Linked DNA regions of Homo sapiens: all the other regions are linked to region 1. The links are chromatin contacts, found by Hi-C in ENCODE. All regions are on one chromosome and are shown on one strand. Each heading gives the region's core, a stretch centred on a gene start or an enhancer-like site at or near the end of the contact. The rest is flanking DNA. Distances are from core to core; before and after follow the strand shown. Region 1 holds the start of FZD1 (frizzled class receptor 1). Region 2 holds the start of GTPBP10 (GTP binding protein 10). Region 3 overlaps CDK14 (cyclin dependent kinase 14). Region 4 holds the start of CLDN12 (claudin 12). Region 5 overlaps CDK14 (cyclin dependent kinase 14).

The links. Hi-C counts contacts between places; a loop is a spot of excess contacts on that map. Pooled maps may share reads with other maps.
Region 2: a loop to region 1 is called in a map of ascending aorta, with 12 times the contacts of the local background. The contact joins the promoter of GTPBP10 here to the promoter of FZD1 in region 1. A Hi-C loop is called at or near these places in 3 of 168 maps with a recorded cell type or tissue (ascending aorta, gastrocnemius medialis and sigmoid colon), 7 of 37 single-sample maps with no recorded cell type and 19 of 50 pooled maps.
Region 3: a pooled map shows a loop between it and region 1 (4-fold over the local background). The contact joins the enhancer-like site here to the promoter of FZD1 in region 1. A Hi-C loop is called at or near these places in 1 of 168 maps with a recorded cell type or tissue (ascending aorta), 1 of 37 single-sample maps with no recorded cell type and 4 of 50 pooled maps.
Region 4: a map of ascending aorta shows a loop between it and region 1 (3-fold over the local background). The contact joins the promoter of CLDN12 here to the promoter of FZD1 in region 1. A Hi-C loop is called at or near these places in 1 of 168 maps with a recorded cell type or tissue (ascending aorta), 2 of 37 single-sample maps with no recorded cell type and 13 of 50 pooled maps.
Region 5: a map of ascending aorta shows a loop between it and region 1 (2.4-fold over the local background). The contact joins the enhancer-like site here to the promoter of FZD1 in region 1. A Hi-C loop is called at or near these places in 3 of 168 maps with a recorded cell type or tissue (GM12878, OCI-LY7 and ascending aorta), 22 of 37 single-sample maps with no recorded cell type and 11 of 50 pooled maps.

The regions. Positions count from the first base shown.
Region 1 is chr7:91,262,410-91,266,046 of GRCh38, reverse strand. It overlaps FZD1 (frizzled class receptor 1), which reads right to left and starts at 1,614. Exons shown (of 1, transcript NM_003505.2): 1 at 1-1,614. The coding sequence starts at 1,166. RefSeq lists silencers at 870-929, 1,020-1,529 and an enhancer at 1,650-1,829.
Region 2 is chr7:90,345,336-90,349,093 of GRCh38, reverse strand. GTPBP10 (GTP binding protein 10) reads right to left here and starts at 2,378. Exons shown (of 10, transcript NM_033107.4): 1 at 2,320-2,378. The coding sequence starts at 2,352. All of the region lies in intron 1 of LOC107986715 (a long non-coding RNA gene), which reads left to right. RefSeq lists enhancers at 2,133-2,562, 2,773-2,912.
Region 3 is chr7:90,735,866-90,739,465 of GRCh38, reverse strand. The region is part of intron 3 of CDK14 (cyclin dependent kinase 14); the gene reads right to left. Among named protein-coding and RNA genes, the nearest start is that of CDK14, 140 kb to the right of the region's middle. RefSeq lists an enhancer at 1,831-2,120. Within about 2 kb of position 2,010, at least 4 of the 41 ENCODE cell types and tissues checked have a DNase peak (open chromatin) inside an H3K27ac peak, as active enhancers do.
Region 4 is chr7:90,401,334-90,404,810 of GRCh38, reverse strand. It overlaps CLDN12 (claudin 12), which reads right to left and starts at 1,350. Exons shown (of 4, transcript NM_001185072.3): 1 at 1,262-1,350. RefSeq lists an enhancer at 645-1,170.
Region 5 is chr7:90,715,778-90,719,465 of GRCh38, reverse strand. The region is part of intron 2 of CDK14 (cyclin dependent kinase 14); the gene reads right to left. Among named protein-coding and RNA genes, the nearest start is that of CDK14, 120 kb to the right of the region's middle. Within about 2 kb of position 1,550, at least 3 of the 41 ENCODE cell types and tissues checked have a DNase peak (open chromatin) inside an H3K27ac peak, as active enhancers do.

The DNA of each region.
Region 1 (3,637 bases), core at 365-2,864:
CCGTCCTCGGCGAACTTGTCATTACACACCACTCGGTCTTCCAGGAGGAAGCCGGCGATGTAGGCCACGGCCACGGCCGTGTAACAGCCGGACAAGAAGATGATGGGCCGCTCCGGGTAGCTGAAGCGCCGCATGTCCACCAGGTACGTAAGCACCGTGAAGAGCGTGGAGGCGCAGCACAGCACTGACCAAATGCCAATCCAGGTGCGCGAGAAGCGCAGCTCCTCGGGCCCGAAGTACATGAGCCCATACACCTTGGTCGGCTCACAAGGTGCGCCGCAGTCCTTCTCCCCCAGGAAGTGGTAGTTGAGGTAGGAGGGCACCTTGAGGGCGCGCGGGCAGGAGAACTTGCCTCGCTCCGACGCGCCGGCGCCCCCCGGGAAGCCGCCACGGTGCCCTCCGCCGCCGTGCTGAGGGTTGCTGGTCCAGAACTCTGGAAGCAGCGAGGGCGTCGGGGTGCCCTTGTCGGACGTGTTCTGGCCCACGCACAGCTCGCCGGCGCCGTGCACCGGGAACTTCTCACACTTGAGCGTGTCTGGCCACTGGAAGCCGAACTTGTTCATGAGCGCCTCGCAGCCCTGGCGCGCGCGCTCGCACAGGGAGCGGCAGGGCGGCAGCGCCTGCTCTAGCACGGTGCACACGGGCGCGTACATGGAGCACAGGAAGAACTTGAGCTCAGCGGAACACTGCACTTTCACTAGAGGGTAGAACTGGTGCACCTCCAGGCCCGCGTCCTCCTGGTTCGTGTGGCCCAGCAGGTTGGGCATGATGGTCTGGTTGTACGCGATGTCCGTGCACAGCGGGATGGAGATGGGCTGGCAATAGCCGTGGTCCGGGACGGAGATGCCCCGCTCGCCGTTGTACTGCTGCCCGCTCTGTTGCTGCTGAGGCGGCGGCGGCGGTTGCTGCCCCGGCCCGGGCCCCTGGCCTGGCCCCTGGCCCGCCGCCTGGGCCCGGACCCCCAGCAGCAGCGGAGCCTCCAGCAGCCAAAGCAGCAGCAGCAGCTGGCGCGCCAATCGCCGGGGGTCAACTGGCGGGCGGCGGCGGCCACCGGCGTCCCCGCTGCCCTCCTCCGCCAGCCGGGCCGAGAGCGCCCCGGCACAAAGTTCCCAGCTCGCGCCACCGCCGGCGGCCCGGGACTTCTTAGGCGCCTCCTCCTCAGCCATACTTTCTCGGCTCCTCTCTTGGCGCCGCTCCGCTGGGGCTGCCAGGGGCACGGCCGGCGGCGGCTCCCCCTGCGGCCAGGGAGACCTCTGCGCGGGTGCCCTCCGTCGAGCCCAAGCCGCTTTCGGCCCGCTCCCCCGGCTCCTGTTCTGCGTACCGCAGCCGCCGCCGCCGCGGAAACTTGCGATTCATGAAGCGCGGGCGGCGGGGAGAACCCGGGTGGCTAGGGCGCGCCGGGGTCGTGTCCCGCCTTCCTGGCCCTCGGCTCGCTGGCTCCCGGCTGGCGGCGCCGCGCTAGTGGCCGCGGCCCCGTAGAGAGCGCAACTCTCCGCAGCCCAGCGGGCTCGGCTCCCCCCTGCGCCTCCGCCTCCTTCTCCGCCGCCGCCGCCTGACCATTTGTGTCAATCCCTCAACTCGCTCCCTCTCCTCTGCCTCGCGCGCCCTCGGACCGGTTTCCAGGCGCCCCGTAGTCTGTCTTTCACCAGGAGGGAGGAGCCTTGAAACCGACGCAGAACTGGAGGCTCAGGGACCGTCGCCCAATCGCGGCTCCGGCTTCCCGGCGCAAAGGGAGCCGGCCGCCTCCTCGCCAGAGCGAAAGCCAGCGGCAGGAGGGCGGGGTAGGAGGAGGCGGGAGGAGGAGGAAGTAGTGGTGGTGGCACTACTCAGGCACAAAGAGTAGGATTGCTCTGAAGCGGGACAGGCTTGGTTGCTTTTGCTTTTTCAGAAGAAAAAGGCGAGGATACGTAGGAGAATGGTCCCATATGCTGCTGGAGATAATGAATAGGAGTCAGAGGACCGCGGGACTTCGCTTTTCTTTTATTTTATCCATTATCATGTTTAAAAATCCTGCTCTTAACGCTGGTTACCAACAGCAAACCGGGTTCTGCTTCCAGAACAGATGCCTTTGACTTAAGGAGCGCACGGTTTCCTTTGAGTTTGTGTCTGTCGAGGTTTTGTTTAACATATTACATTAATAAATCCTCCAGTTCGCAGGCTGGGCTTGGCGGGCTTTGGTCGCGCCATTTCCCCAGAGGAGACGTTCACGGGATCGCTGTCAAATGAAACAAAACACAAACTTTGATGGAATTTGGAAAGTAAAGCCAGATGCGCCTTCTGCTACTATCATTCTTCTTGGAGTCAAACTCCTTTTTTTCCGCCTCTTTAATCAAGTCAGAAACAGAAGCAAAAGAAAACTATCCATTAAATTTTTGGAGAGAAAAACTTAAGAACCCGACGACCGAGGCAGTGGGGGCGCCTCTCTGGGATCGTCCTCGCCGCTCCAGACCGCAGAGGTGGCGCCGGCGGGAGCTGCACTCGCCGGCAGCTTGGGCCCCTGGGGAGCCTTTCTAAACCCTGGGGACGCCCACGGCTCCGATGGGAACTCCTGGGACCTGGGCCATTTAGGTTCCACAGGCTGGGCTGCAGAGCTGGAGACGCCAGTTTAATAAACAAAACAAACAAACAGTCTGAAAGCAAACAGCGAACTGCACATTCTCTTCCTAATTCCAAAACAGCATAATCCGTCTCAACAGACGCACATTAATGTTGTTTTCCTTGTAAGATTATTTTAAATGATGGTTTGACTATGTAATTCAGTTTTATAAGAAAAGTGCCATTGGACTATTAATTCTTCCATTTTTTTTTTTTTTTTGCCTGTGATCAGACTCTATCTCAGCGTACTTTTCACCAATTACTTTCTATCATTCATTTACACATTCATTTGTTTAATAGATACCAACCACCCATTGTGCTATAAGCACTCTTAGGTCGTAGAGTATAAAATGAAGGAGACCTGTGCCAGCCTTAGAGAGGGGCATAGTACAGTGAGGCACAGAAATGCAAATCACTTGTTACAGTGTCCATCCCAAAGCCAAAAAGGCACATAGAAAGCAACCAGCTCAGATGAAATGGGGTTCTGACGGAGAGGTAGGTGCAAGGTGCAAAAGATTAAAGCTCAAATTCACTTGAATTGCTGAAGGGGGCCAGAGAGGTGAGTGTAGCTGAGGCACTTTGAGGGGAGGCAGGAGAAAAGGTTTTAATCCAGACTAAAACGTTTGGGCCAAATTATACAGAAAATAGAAAACTATTGAAGGTCACTTTCCCCACATAAGCAGGGAGTGATTCCAGGGTGACTGAAAGAGGGCACCTGAGGCAGGCTGTCATTAGGAAGCTTTAACATTCATCTACACATAAAGGTTACTACTTAGATGGGTGTTACTTGTACTACATGCTAACAAGTCTCTGAGAATTTCACTACCCAGCATGTTGGTGTCTATAAAGAAGGTGCAGTCATATCTTTACCTGCTAAAGCAAAATGACATCTGTTTGTCTCAGATACATATGTTATTGTTTTTCAAATGTTTATATAAGCAGTACCTTCATAAAATGCATTTTTGCTTTAAAGTATTTGATTGCTAGCATTTTTTTAAAGCAACAGGTACTAAATGCACAATTATGTGAGCATGTGTACGTG
Region 2 (3,758 bases), core at 1,129-3,628, 920 kb after region 1:
GAGCCAATCAAGGAAATCATGAAAGAGGCTGTGAATATGCCAAAAACGGCGGGAAAGTGGGTAAAGGACTTCAAGATATGGATCTTGAAGAAACTCAAGAGCTAACAGCCACCAAACCAGAGGAATTAACAGAAGACAGCTTGATGAGTGCTTCAGATCCAGTGCCAGATAACAAGGAAGAAAACACAGAATAAACTACCAGAAAAACGAACATTAGATAATCTGGCAGAAGAGCTCCTATTGTTCAGGACTGCTTTTGACTTCTTTTATGACATGGACCCTTCTGTGAAGAGGCACTGAAACCAAAGCAAATGGTGGAAGAGGTATTGGTACCCTATAGAAACATTTTTTTGGGGGAAAGAGAAAAGCAAAAGCATGACAGAAATTATGATGTACTTCCATAAAGTTACACATAGTGTGTCTGCCTCTCTTGCCTCCCCTTCCACCTCCTCCACCCCCACCCCTTCTGCCTCTGCCACCCAAGAGAGCAAGACCAACTCCTCCTCTTCCTCCTCAGTCTATTCAACATGAAGACTATAAGGATGAAGACCTTTACAATTCACTTCCATTTAATGAACAGTAAATATATTTTCCCTTCTTTCTGACTTTCTTAGTAACTGTTTCTTTTCTCTAGCTTAATTTAAGAATACAGTATATACTATATATATATTTTATATGTGTCAACTGACGGCTTATGTTATCAGTGAGGCTTCCAGCCAACAGATTATTAGTAGTTGTTTTGTGGGGGGAGTTGAAAGTTACATGAAGATTTTCAGCTGTGGCGGGGGCATCTCTAACCCCCATGTTCTTGAAGGGTCAACTGTATATCCAAAGCTACTAAAATACCCTTCTGGTATCTTTTATTTTCTTTTTTTTGAAACAGGGTCTGGTTCTGGTGCCTGGGCTCGAGTGCCGTGGCACTATCATAGCACTATCATTGCTGCAGCCTCAAACTCCTGGGCTCAAGCAATTCTCCCACTTCAGCCTCCCAAATGGCTGGGACTACAGGCACCACACCACCCCGACTGTTTTAAAGATGGGGTCTTGCTATGTTGCCCAGACTGGTCTTGAACTCCTGGCCTTAAGGGATCCTCCCACCTCAGCCTCCCAAGTAGCAAGAACAATAGGCTCACCTACCATGCCTAGTTCCTTCCTGTATCCTTTTCACTTGCTCAACCCTTCCTCTCTTCCTCTTTGCTCTGTACTACATGAAATACCGCCATTTCTACATGCCATTCTGCTCATGCTTTTCCTCTACTTAGAATGTCATTTGTTTTTCCTATCATAAATCCACCTAAACGTCATATTTTCTAACGTCTTTCCAAATTCCTCTAATCAATTCTCTGACTTTGCTGGCTCTCCCAGCAATTTGATTATATCTCTATTATTACACCTTTATAAATCTCACGCTGCATTTAGTGTTTACCTGTTTCCTTCACTAAATCAAGAACTTCTTGTAGGTAAAGGACTTACGTATTAACCTCTTAGGCTATTAAAATCAAAATAACTTAAGGAGTAATTTCTTAAATTCATAATCCACATCTCTAGTCATTTAGGATAGCTATTATAAAAAACAAATGGGATTTTTTTTTCAAGAAAGTTGAAATATTGACCATTCTGATATACTCGAGGAGAGTTTCTACAGTTCCATTAAATATGTAACACTTTTTTCCTGCTCTAGATTAATCAGATTCAGGGGTTTAGGAGCCTTACTTAAAAGGAGTATTTTACTCTGGTCGTTAGAAATAAAGTAATGGCCAAATATGACGCAGGCAACGTTTCAAAAAGCATTACTGATAGGATAAGATTTAAAAAATAAAAATTCAAAGCAGTTGTAAATTTTTACGGAAACGATTCTTAAGACCGACACCACACAAAAATCGACCTAAATGTTCTGCAGGAAGGCACATCAATTACACGCTTTCGTGTCTTCATAAAAATCCATTAGAAAAACCTTAAACAGCGCACTCAAGGAGAAATATATAAAAACAGGCTGTGGACATTAAAGGAAAAAAAACCACCACAACATTTGGGCCACAGCAGGCAGGTATCCCAGTTCCTCATACCACGTGCACACTATGTCTCTAAAGAACTTCAAACCCTGCCCCTGCCCCCAAACAACCGTCCAAACCACGCCAGGTACACACACCACTGTCACCGCTTACTGACAAAGCGCCACTACAGGAGGGGCGGAGAAGTCTATGGGAAAACCAAGCAAGGAAAAGGCCGCCACGAAGACAGTAGTGGAGAGACAGGGGAGCAAAGAAGAACCAGAGCTGTCAGCGCTAAGGGGACCAGGCTGAGGGGACCCGCACGGACCTTTCTGAACAACACGCAACTGCAATGCACCATGGCTGCAACAGGCCAGGAAACCTTCTTGCGGAAGCGGCACAAGCCGCAGTACAGCGCGGCCTTTTTACGTCATCCCCTGCCGCCGACGCGATTTCTCCTCCGCCCACACCTGCGGACTGGCGCATGCGTTGTGTGATGCTCTCGGGCGCCACCAGCCCCATGCGCTGTGCTTTGCACCCCACGGGTGGGGAGAGAAGGCGTTTTATCTATTAAAACACAGAGATAATCTCGAGAAGCCGTGGGACAAAGGACAGTAGGGCGTAGGTTGCGTGTCTCAGGAATTAACATTTTGAATGGAATGGAACTGAAGACTCAGCAGCCTTGGAGCAGCTTTTATGCTAATTGAGGAAACTAAGAATCTTCACCCTCAGCGTGAAAAAACCTCCAACGGACCATAAAACCAAACGTGTAAAAGACACAGAAACTCAACTGGGAAAAAAGAACCCCCAAAAGCCGTTAGTTCAGTGACGAGCTGAGTAGTCTCCAGCCAAAGCTTCCAGGAGACCATGAATTTAAAACTAGCGGCCGCACAAAGTTTTATTGAAAATAATGTCAGGATCTGAGATCTGTAAGAGGACTCTCCTGTGCAGTAAGAGAAAGAAGCTTGTTTACAACTGTCAGAAAGTAGCTTCTTGGAGTCGGGAAGACGGGTTTTTATCCGTCATTTGAAGCGTGCCTTTGTGAGAATTAAGACACGATGTGAAAAATCCCTCTCTCTCTTGATTACTTTTCAGGACCAGAAGAGAGTAGCTCTCCCCAACCCCTCATGCAGCGAAAAAATGTATGCAGCTGAAGTAAACGGCCCTGCACAGCGTTGCCAGCCGTATAACTCTTAACAACCCAAACTAATAAATCCTAGAAACCTTTCATACTTTGATACGATATGGCTCTGTGTCGCCACCCAAATCTCATCTTCATTTGTAATCCCCATTGTGGAAGTAGGGAAGTGATTGGATCATGCAGGGCTGTTTCTCTCCTGCCGCTCTCCTGATAGGGAGTTCCCACAAGAGCTGACGGTTTTATAAGTGTTTGGAAGTTCCTCCTTCTTTCTTCTCTCTCCTGCTTGCCATGTGAAGAAGGTGCTTGTTTCCGCTTCCCCTTTTGCCATGATTATAAGTTTTCTAAGGCCTCCCCAGCCATGTAGAACTGTGAATCAATTAAGCCTCTTTCCTTTATAAATTACCCAGTCTGCGCAGTTCTTTATGGCACTGTGAAAACTGACTAATACCTCAATGTGACAGTGTCTTCTACTCCTCACTTAGGACAGTGATTATTTGGAAAGACATGATGTGAAAACCCCGTCTTGATTACTTTGCTGCTACTGGACCTTCTGCTTACAACCACCAATCAGAAAAGCTGTAGTTGTCATTTAACCTGCAGTAGTTGTATTTTCCCTCTGTGGATTA
Region 3 (3,600 bases), core at 761-3,260, 530 kb after region 1:
TTACTACTTGAAAAAACTGAACTGAGGAAATTAGAAAAACAAAAAAAATTTTAATAAAAACAATCTCCATTCATTCACAAGAAAGATTTAGTAAAGGAAGATGCCAATGGTACAAAGTAGTCTATCTAACTAACTGGGTTTGGATGCATTAACTGCTACGGTTGTATTCTATATTCTGTTAACACTACAATGGCAGAAAATTAATACTTTGCCACATTTTGTGGTAAAAAAATCAATATTATCTGCCCTGTGAAACTGACAGGTAGACATTGTGGAAATACACTGTAACTTACAAATCAATCATGCTGACTCCATAGGAAGAATCAAAGGCATGTAATTCTCTCTAAAACTTTTCCTAGTCTACAAAACAACAGTCCTATGGAATAGGATGCATCTAAGAGACAGTCTCCGCTTTGAGAGTTAGATTCTTATAAAGTGAGTCTCCTATTTTAAGTATGCAGAAATGGTCTGATCTGTAATTACTGTACACATAAATAAAGAATCCAAATGCCAAATATTTAAAGAGGTCAATAATAAAATTCTTCCCATCAAATAAGTAAAAAAAAAAGAATAATTCAGAAGGAGAGATTTTTGTTTATAATTAAAGTGGAGTCCTTTGTCTTTTTTTCCTTGCAACTTTATTAAATCATCACATTTAAATAAAGATACTGGATCAAACCAAGGTGTAGTCAACCTTAAACATTATCTTTGGCTTTTTGATGTCAGGTGTGTGGATGGATGAGAAACAGCTTTATGGGACAACTATTCTCTGCTTATCGCTTCCCTACTTAGAGTGTAGGCTTGAGATACCACTTTAGAGACGTGGAAATACAGAGGGCTAATCAGCAATTTCTAACAGACACTAACTGCATAGAGATGTGAAATTTAATGAGATGATGTTAACACTTTTTTAAAAAACTGAATAAAAGTATAGAGAACCGTCAATTATCTGGGCCAGCGGAGGGGAACACTGACATGGATAATGAAAAGTGCACATAATGTTCCAGCTGAACAATGTTTGTCACCCTGCCATAGAGGTGTTCTTAACCCTTGACAGCTCTAGTTCATTGTCTGTGTAATAATAATAACAACTAGCTAATATCAAGTAATTATGTATCAGACCTTAAGCTAATCATTTTATATGTATTACATAAACTTAATCTCTATAATACCACCATGAGGTTGGTTCTATTACTATCCCCATTTGAACATGAATAATTTATAGACTGGAAAAATAAAGTAACTCATCTAAAATCCTATAGTTACTGGCAGAACTAGAATTCAAGCCAAGATTATCAGAATTGAGAATTATTTTCTTTGTTACTATTACACTGGTGGAATATTCACACAGAGTCCTAACCCTCACCCACATAGAGGAAATATTAAACATGCTTCGGTCTATCTTCTATTGAAACCCCACTCACAGAAGCAAGGATGGGTGTCTGAACTGCAATTTTTATAAACTTCATGAGTATACTTCAGTGTTCACTGTAATGATACCCTGATATCCAGTAAGAATGTCCATAGCTTCATACTGACTTCATTGAAAACTGATTTTAACCCTCACACATAACCCCTTGCTTAAGATTGTTGAGTACCCCCTGAATTGAGGAAAACCACAATGGAGAATCACTTCTCCAGCACATTATACTGTAATTGTGAGAGTGGGTATGAGGGTGAGAGAGGAAGGATTCAATCAGAACCACGTGACTCCATTAAATAAGGATTTAAAGTCAAACCTGACTGGGCTAATTTTTATTTTGCCTTTGATCTCCAGAACAAGCTTTATCACCCAGCATTGATAGCCCTATTACAGCCACACTAAGGTAATGCATCATTGATAGGTAACTTGGTTATAAAATAGATCTAGGTGCTGTGCAGAGGTATGGATCCAAACACCACACATGGTAACAACCTGTCAAGGGGGCTTGGTTCTAATCTGGGAATTTTCCACTCCCCAGAAGAGGAAGTAACGCCAAGATGACACACCAACCACACCTTAAGAACAAGTATCTAAAAACAGAAGTGAAACTCTCATTTGCAGGTTTGCACCCTCCTCCCACATCTCCCAGATTAGGCCTGCCTATCATGGGATATAGATTTTTATGGTGATGAAAAGAGGTAAATTTGGAGCAATTTGTGGAATGTAGAGAGGACCTTAACCTAAATATGAGTTTCTGAAAATATGCCCTCTTTAAGATCAGCTTATGACAGCATAACTCAATGAAATCCCTTCTAAATTGGTCCAGCAAGACAGGAAATCTCCTGTAGTACTCCCAAGAACTGCAGCTACTGAGGAGCACAGCTGGGTTAGAGGAGGTGGCAGGAATAGGGGAGGGAAGGTTTGTCACATCAGTGACGGTATTAAACACCACACAGGAACTAGTCCTAGGAAAAGTGGGCACTCAATATACATCTGAAACAAATTTAAAAACCTCTTAAACACCCTCTTAAAATATACCACTATAAATAAAACCTCATTCTTTATATTTTGCGTGAATTTTAAAGTGCCACTATCTGAAGAAAAAAACCAATCAGCCAGTTACATTAGCATGATGGCCACTGAGGTCAAGGCATTCTTGGTTCCTTGATTTCAGTCAAGGCTCCTAATATATAATGGCCTGTATGTGAAGAGCATATAGATGTATACGGCTGGGAAGGCATGATATTTTAAAATAGTTTCTACCACAGTATTTCCAAAAAACAATGCTTTCCTCATTAAAACAGTGGCTGCAATGCCACACTTCTATCACATTTTCCTTCCTTTTCAGCTCTACTCTTGGAGCCTATAAAAGATAACTAATATTTTAAAAGAAATAATGATAAAATAAAAGTATGACATAAATCATGGTGACCCTTAAGGAAACAGGGTCTTCCTTTGATGCTTATCAGTCATTGTTACATCCTCTAAGCATTGTTAAAAATAACACCCGTGTCTATAAGGCTCCCTTGTTTTCCCATGCTTCCCATGGGAATTAACTGATCAAATCTTTACACTGCTGCAGGGGATGTAAAATGGCGTTATGCAAAAAGTGTTAATGTTTCCATTTTCTGCCCAATTCAGAATCCAGTGGAAATTAACCTTTCTACCAAAAAAAAAAAAAAAAAAAAAAAACAAAAACATAATAAAGTACCCCTTCTTATCACAACAGGGGAGAGAACAAAAAGGCAGCAGACAGGATTTGCTGGCAAGATGGCCAAATAGGAACAGCTCCCATCTGCAGCTCCCAGCGAGATCAACACGGAAGGCAGGTGATTTCTACACTTCCAACTGAGGTACCCGGTTCATCTCACTGGGACTGGTTGGACAGTTGGTGCAGCCCACGGAGGGCTAAAGCTGGGTAGGGCATCGCCTTGCCCAGGAAGCGCAAGGGGTAAAGGGATTTCCCTCCCCCAGCCAAGTGAAGCCATGAGAGACTGTACCGGGAGGAACAGTGCACTCTGGCCCAGATACTGTGCTTTTACCACAGTGTTTGCAACCGGAAGACCAGGAGATTCCCGCCGGTGCCTAGGCCACCAGGGCCTGGGTTTCAAGCACAAAACTGGGCAGCCGTTTGGGCAGACACCGAGCTAGCTGCAGCAGTTTATTTTTCATACCCC
Region 4 (3,477 bases), core at 101-2,600, 860 kb after region 1:
AAAAAAATTAACTCATCTTGTGACTTGAGAATATAGGAGAAATGAGGATGAAAAACACTTTGCTGTCTTGGGAATATATGATTGATATTTAATGAATGTTTTAGATCATTTTCATGACTACGGTGAAAGGATAAGGAAGGTGGTGAAAGACTGTGCAGTTGTCTTGGAAGTAAAAGAAATTTTCTTTTACATTTTTAAAAAAGGACACTGACAACAAGACCAGACAAAGTTGATCTGAATTCTGCATCCTGAAATTTGCAACCAGAATGCTTAAAAAAAAAATAGTTCCACCAATGGCTCAACCTGATACTTAAAGATGCTTCTATATATCTACTTTAAACATTAGCCACTTCCTCTTCAAATACCATTTATCTCAAACAGGTAGGATGAGAATGGAAACTCATTATTATGTGCGCCTGAGAGTTTCCTGGATTGAGGCGTTCATCACTAGCCCTATTACGATCATTATGTAGAATGCTCTCTGCAACTGGCTGCTCGGAGATTTCAGTCAAGTCCCCCCCAACCCCTCCCCCGCCCCAAATGTGTTTCTTGGGTTGGTATCAATCATAATTGCACACTCCAAAGTCAGAGGAAATCGTTTTACAATTAATAACGCACAATAGAATCCTTGAGCAATCATTTTAAGTGAGGTCACCAAGTCTGACCTTTCCCTAACGTGGCTATGGGCCCCTTACAAGGCCGGGTGCACAGAACTTACAGGAAAGCAAACCAAGCTTCCAGAGCAATCCGCATCCCCCTCCGCCCCCCTCCTCCCCCCTCCGCCTCCTCTCCTCCTCCCTCTTTTCGAAGAGCCCTGTGTGTGGTAGACCCAGACCTGGCAGAAGGAAGAAAACGCCCTACTAGTTAGAGCCAATGGAGAGAGACCGCAACAGTGACTGTTAACGCTCTCAGAGCTAGCCCATCCCTGCAACACTGAGTGGGTTTGAACCGCAAGCAGGTCATCATTACGCAACCAGCATCAGCTGGTTATTCAAAAATAGCAGCTTGGGCTCCCCCACAAACCCGCGCCAGCAAAGCTCCCAGTCCTTGGCGGCTCCGGCAACACACCTCGACATTTCCATACTCCTGTGTACAAAATAATTTTTTAAAGCCTTACCAAATACCTACTCAATTTTCACATCCACAGATGTGGTCAGCGTTTTCCAACGCTCCTGATTCTCCTGGATTTAGCCATTTTACATAAAATCCTCAGTTACTTATGCAAAAGACCCAGAAATCGGAACATCTTGACCACACCTACCTGCTTCTCACACGCAGGGCATTTTACTCGCCCACACTGAGGAGCCTCTTGGAGCGTCTCCCTCTCAGCGTCCCAGGAAGTGCGTTCCCAGCGAGGTACACCGGAGGCTTCTGGGAGCGCAGTCAGGTTTTCCCGTGGCCCTGAACGGCAATGCCCTGGATGGCTGGGACTACAATTCCCAGAATCCACTGGGCCGCCAGCCGCAGGCAACATCCTGCGACCACCTCCTGCCCTTCCCTTTCTCTGCCTCCACCTCCCCGGATTTCTCTTGCACCTTATGTTCCGTCTAGAATTGGGTTATCGGTTAAAGAAAAAAAAAAGGCAAAACGAAACAAAACTAAAAGTAGTTTTGAGTTGGATACCTAAGTACCCAGGTGACTTGAAGGTGACTTGCCCGTAGGAAGGTTAGCAAAAATTCTTAAATCTGGATTTTTTTTCCCCTCAAAGTGTTTATCTAGGCAAAAAGTAGAAAAAGAGCTCAAAGTCTAGAACCAAACAGCCCAGATTTGTATGGGGCTTTGCTGTGTATTGATTGGGTGGCCCTGGGAAAGTTATCTCTACATCTGGAGGTTATCTGGAAAAATGGGGATAAGATCACCCACATCATACTGTTGTCTTGAAAACTGAGGGACCTAATATAGCTAAAGTACAGTATAGCTAGCTATTAGATATTTGAACTAATTTTACTCTCCCACACAATTTCTACTGTCCTGTCCCTTTCTCTGTTGGCTTCTCTCCAATGTGAAGTCCTGCATTAGTGAATGAATATCTGAATTAAACTAAAAGATTCCAAAGTCCTAAATAGCAATGATCTGATTTTTTAAAAAATAAAGGATGCTGAAGTGTTGTGATGCCTACTACTTCGAAATGATCACACATACACACACACATACACACACACAAATGGATATAAAGTGTGGCAAAGTGTATAATTGTTGGATTCATGAAGAATATGTTTGTGGGTGTCTCTTGTACTATTCTTTCAAATTCTCTGTATCTTAGAAATTTTTCAAAATAAAAAGAAGAAAAAGTATCATAGTTTATACAAAAGGATGGCACCCATCCCAAGTAAGTATAACCTTGGCAAGTAAGGTAACCCCTTTGTGCCTCAAGGTCTCATCTGTAACAGTATATCTACATCAGAAAATTGTGATGAGGATTAAATGAATTACTACAGAGACAGTTACAACAGTATCTGACGCATAATAAGGACTATATGTTTGCTATTAGCATTTTCCATTTTGCGTTGCTCTAGTAACAATGAGACTATTTGTCAGAGACTTTTTAAAAAGGGAGGGTAGAGAGGCTACTATCAGTCCACTGCTACCTCCTTCTTATGTGTGATACTGCTTTAGAGGATGGATAAGGTTATCTAAGGCCAGAAGCAATCCGATCCCAAAGCCAGACTGGGAAATGTAATAATGAGGAAGAAAGATAGCATTGGGTGGTGAAAAGATTTCTGGGCTCCAGGCCAGCTCTGGCAATAGCAGATGGATAATAGCAATGTGACAAACGATAATCACTTATTTCCTCTGAACTTCAGTTCTCTCATCTATAAAGCTGAATTGAATCAAATAACTATGTACAAAATCATCTTATAACTTATTTCCCAATCACTGATGAATACTGCCTGATTAGAGGACTTTAGCTGGGAGGTACTTGCAATTGATTACAATAATTTTAAAAAATCACAGCACAAAAAGGAAGGAAAGACAACCCTATTCCTAGACTTACTGTTCAAGCTGGGGTCTAAAATGCCTGCCTCTGGCATAGCAAAGATGGAACAGAATACTTAAATACCCTGTTGGAGTTCAATAGTTAGATAATTGGAATATAATTCTCAAAAATACTTTAGATAAGAATTTAGATCTGCAATTAACAATCCTGTCTTTCCTCTTTTTCTCATTAGAGATTCTTCAAGGAGAAAGTCAAATCTTAAATTCACTGCAGTGTACCATTCACCACCAAAATTCTACAGAGATTCCCATTTGGTCACTGTGTTAGATTTCTATTGCTGCTGTGACAAATTACCACAAATTCAAAGGCTTAAAACACAATAAATTTATTATCTTACAATTCTGGAGGTCAAAAATCTGACACAGGTCTCACTGTGCTAAAATCAGGATGTCAGCAGGGGTTTTTCCCCTTTTTTACTAATGTGTGATAGATGTTCATAGTGTTTAGAAGTAGATATGATCATATAATACATTCATATA
Region 5 (3,688 bases), core at 301-2,800, 550 kb after region 1:
GCAGTGGATTTGAAAGAGCACAGCTTAATTCAGTTAAGGTTGGCATTCATTTCAAGTGAATTCATTCGGTCTGAAAATTGTCCCTTTGAATCACCCATTTTCTGGTGATCAGCATTTTACTGGGTTCAGAGTCTGATTTTCTCTACTACTTCACTCCACACTGTTAGTTGAAGGCAGACACTGGAAAAGAATTGGTTTAAAAGACTCCAGGTTAACCCACAGCAAATATGTATCATGCGTCAGGCTGTAGCTAGGTCATGCTCTTTTGATATTCATGAAAGGAATATCCATCACAGGTCCAATGCAAAACTATGAAATAAGCAAAAATCTTGACAACCTCTTTCATTTGTTTTTTTCCCTTTGTCCAATACCCCAGGAGGGCCTGATGGCTTTATCCTACTCAAAATCTGCTCCCAATATAAAAAAATCATCAGTCATTTATAAGTTTTTGAGCACTTAAATCGTAGTACTACCTCTCCCAGAATTATCTGAACTTTAAGCGTTACAGAACAACAAGTTTTCTCCCTTATAAAAGTAATTTCAGCTATTAAGGATAGATGTGCAAGAGTTTTGGGTAGAAGAGAGAGGTAGGAAGAATTAGAATCATTGCCACTAGAATCATAACCAATGATAACTGCCTTCATCTATAACTTAAATCTGTCAAATCTAAAAGTATGCTTTCCTCTCTTTGCTTGCTGTCTTCTCTATTTTCTCCCTAATAGTATGCGTGTGTATGTATGTGTGTATACACAGAGATGGCAGTAAGAGTGGCTACACAGAGCAAAGATATGTACACATATAGAAGGATATATGCAAGAATGTGTTTTTTACTTACAGCTTTGTTTTATGAGAACCAAGATCTTGCCTAAAGTCACCTTCAGAACATTATCTAATATACATGCAAACATACTGCCCATAGAAGTCAGAACTAAGTGCCTCAAGACAAGCCACTTAAATTCCCCAGATCTCAGTCTTCTCATCTGTAAAATGATACAGATCTGTTTTAGCTCTAATGTTCTACTATGAACTTTAGGCAGCAGTTTGCAGCTGGTAAATAATTTTAGATAGGTCAACTAGTAAAGTCTCACACATAAATTCACTTCTTTGTGCTTCCTTTGTGTTCCACTTTCCCTTAGAATTTTAGGATTTAGAAAGGACAAAGACAGGTACATACCATGTATACACTTCTCTTAATGTCTCCAGTCTTTTCAGATTTTCCTTAACTCTGACATCCTGGCACTGTTTCTCAGTGGTGGCATCCTGGGCATTTTGGCTGAAAATTATTTGGGTGCAGCATTTCCACAGCAGTACACGTTGTAGAGCATCTGGCAACCATGGTTCTGTGTACTAAATGCTAGTCCTGCCCTTATATCATTGTCACTGTCACAACCAAAAATGCCCTCACTACCAACTACATCATTTTTAGATTGTATTTTATAATTTGTTACTGAAATATATGTTATTATATATTCTTATATAAGCTACTGTAGAATTTGTTTTCAAGTGTTTGGTTTATTTTGGTGGGGTGGGGGGAGCTCCGTCTTTGCTGAGCACTGTTTCTCACGTGTTTGTATTTCCATGACCAGAGTGTAAACACCTTGAGCACACAAACCATATCTTCTATTTCTTTAGTGTTCCCAAAGCACAAAAGACCGGGCATGAAATAGTTCTGTTAATATTTACTCAATGATGGATTGTTTTACTAATTATAAGCTTTCCCCTTTAACTAAAAATAGGCCACTAAAAAAATTAGTCCTGAGAAACTACATTAAAAACAAGGTACCTTCTGAGTTGAGATATTTTCCAGTCATGAAAACACTTCACCAGATGTTTCCATTCATCAGAATTCAATGTCTAACATTGCGATTTAGTTTTAAAATGCTTATTTTTCTACTACATGGTTTCTTTGGCATCTGACCCAATTTCACTTAAATCCTGAATTCCTCAGCTAGTGGACACTGCTGAATGGAGGACTCTTGAGGACACCACATTCCTTTATGCTGCTTCAGTGACCTTTACGCTGCTTCAGTGACTGTAGTTTTGTTACATCCCTTACTGGACTTCAATGCTTGCCATCAATAGGCTTGATAACTGTTTTGCTAATTCTATTATGGAATATTAGGTAGTCTTTCCAGAAGCTTAAGCTTTGGTATATGTTGTTAAAATAATTTTATTTAGTCACTTTCTCTTCTGTGATAATTACACATTTCAGATGAGATACAGTTTTGTTTATAGGCTCATATAGGTAGATGCCTATACTTCCTGACTTCTATACTTCTTCATTTTGATGCCTATACTTCTTCATTTTGTCCAAATCATAATGATAAATTTAACGTAAGGTTTTAATGAGCACTCATAGCAAGGGTAGAATTACTAACAACCAGCCCTATTGTTAGTTGTCTGTATAAGTTTTTCAGAATGTAGTTAGCATTGTGACCAGAATTTCATCTGGAAAAGTTAACCCCTTGCTGCTTGCAGACTGGCAGCACGGGAATCACTGGGATCTCAGACCCACTGCAGTTCTACCAAGTCAGAATCTGAATTTTAACAAGATCCCTGGGTGATTTGTGTGCACCTTGAAATTTGAGACATGGTGCACTAAACCATGTAATGATATATTCTGCTGTTATGGTCCAATAAGAGATTGTGATTGTAGAGAGGGCAAATTTAGAGGGAAAATTTGTTTCAGTCTCTGTGTACAATGAGTGATAAAAATTTTACTACTCCTTCGGTAACATATTTTACTCAAACTTATCTCAAAAGTTCACGGTAGTTATCAGATAACTCAATATATTTTCAGCTCTGAAATAAAATGTGCAATAATATACATCCAATATGTTTATGAATTTAAACAACCATGGAATTGGAATGAGTGATGAGTAGAGAAGAAAGAATATACATGGGTTATAGCAGCATATATGACATTACTTCCTGCATAGAAATTTATAGATGTATGTGTCTCTAATATAGGAACATTGTTTTGCTGCTAGCCATCATATCTATAAAAACAATTACTACAAAATTATCCTAAGTAGAATTGAATTCAGAATCTTGCTTTGCTTACTACTTACTAGGGTTTATTTGGTAGCTTTGGAGGAAAAACTTAGAAGGAAGTCACCTCAGGATCTAGAAAAGAAATTTGAAAAGGAACTTAAATTTGTGAAGAGTACCATGTATCCTAAAACAGGTCCTCCTTTGGTGTGGGTGTGAGGGGAGTCTTTGGCCCAAATGGCATAACTGAACATTTCCCACTCCAGTTAAATCCTACTCTGATTATGTGAAAAGCCAGATGAGATGTCTTTCAGACACTGTTTCCACTAAAAACATTAAATATCCCAAAAAGGTCAACAAGAGAAAGAAGAAGGTATGTACATTTTCTGACTTCCAGTTGACATCCACAATTATATGCTGGTTAAAATGCCATCATGGAAAAAAGACAGAGTCAGGAGTGCAGAATTCATATCATACGACCAAATGGTACGTGTTAAGAGGTGAAATATTAAAATTGATATCTATATTCCCCCCACCCCTCAACAAAACATTTATAGCCAAAGGGCTCAGAAATGGGACACAAGAGATGAGAAGCTCCAAGCAGAGCAAGCGGGTGACTTTGTTTTGAGATTCTACAAAACACAGCGTTTTCCAATCTACAAAATTCCCATAGCTGCACTGGGGAAATGGAATACCT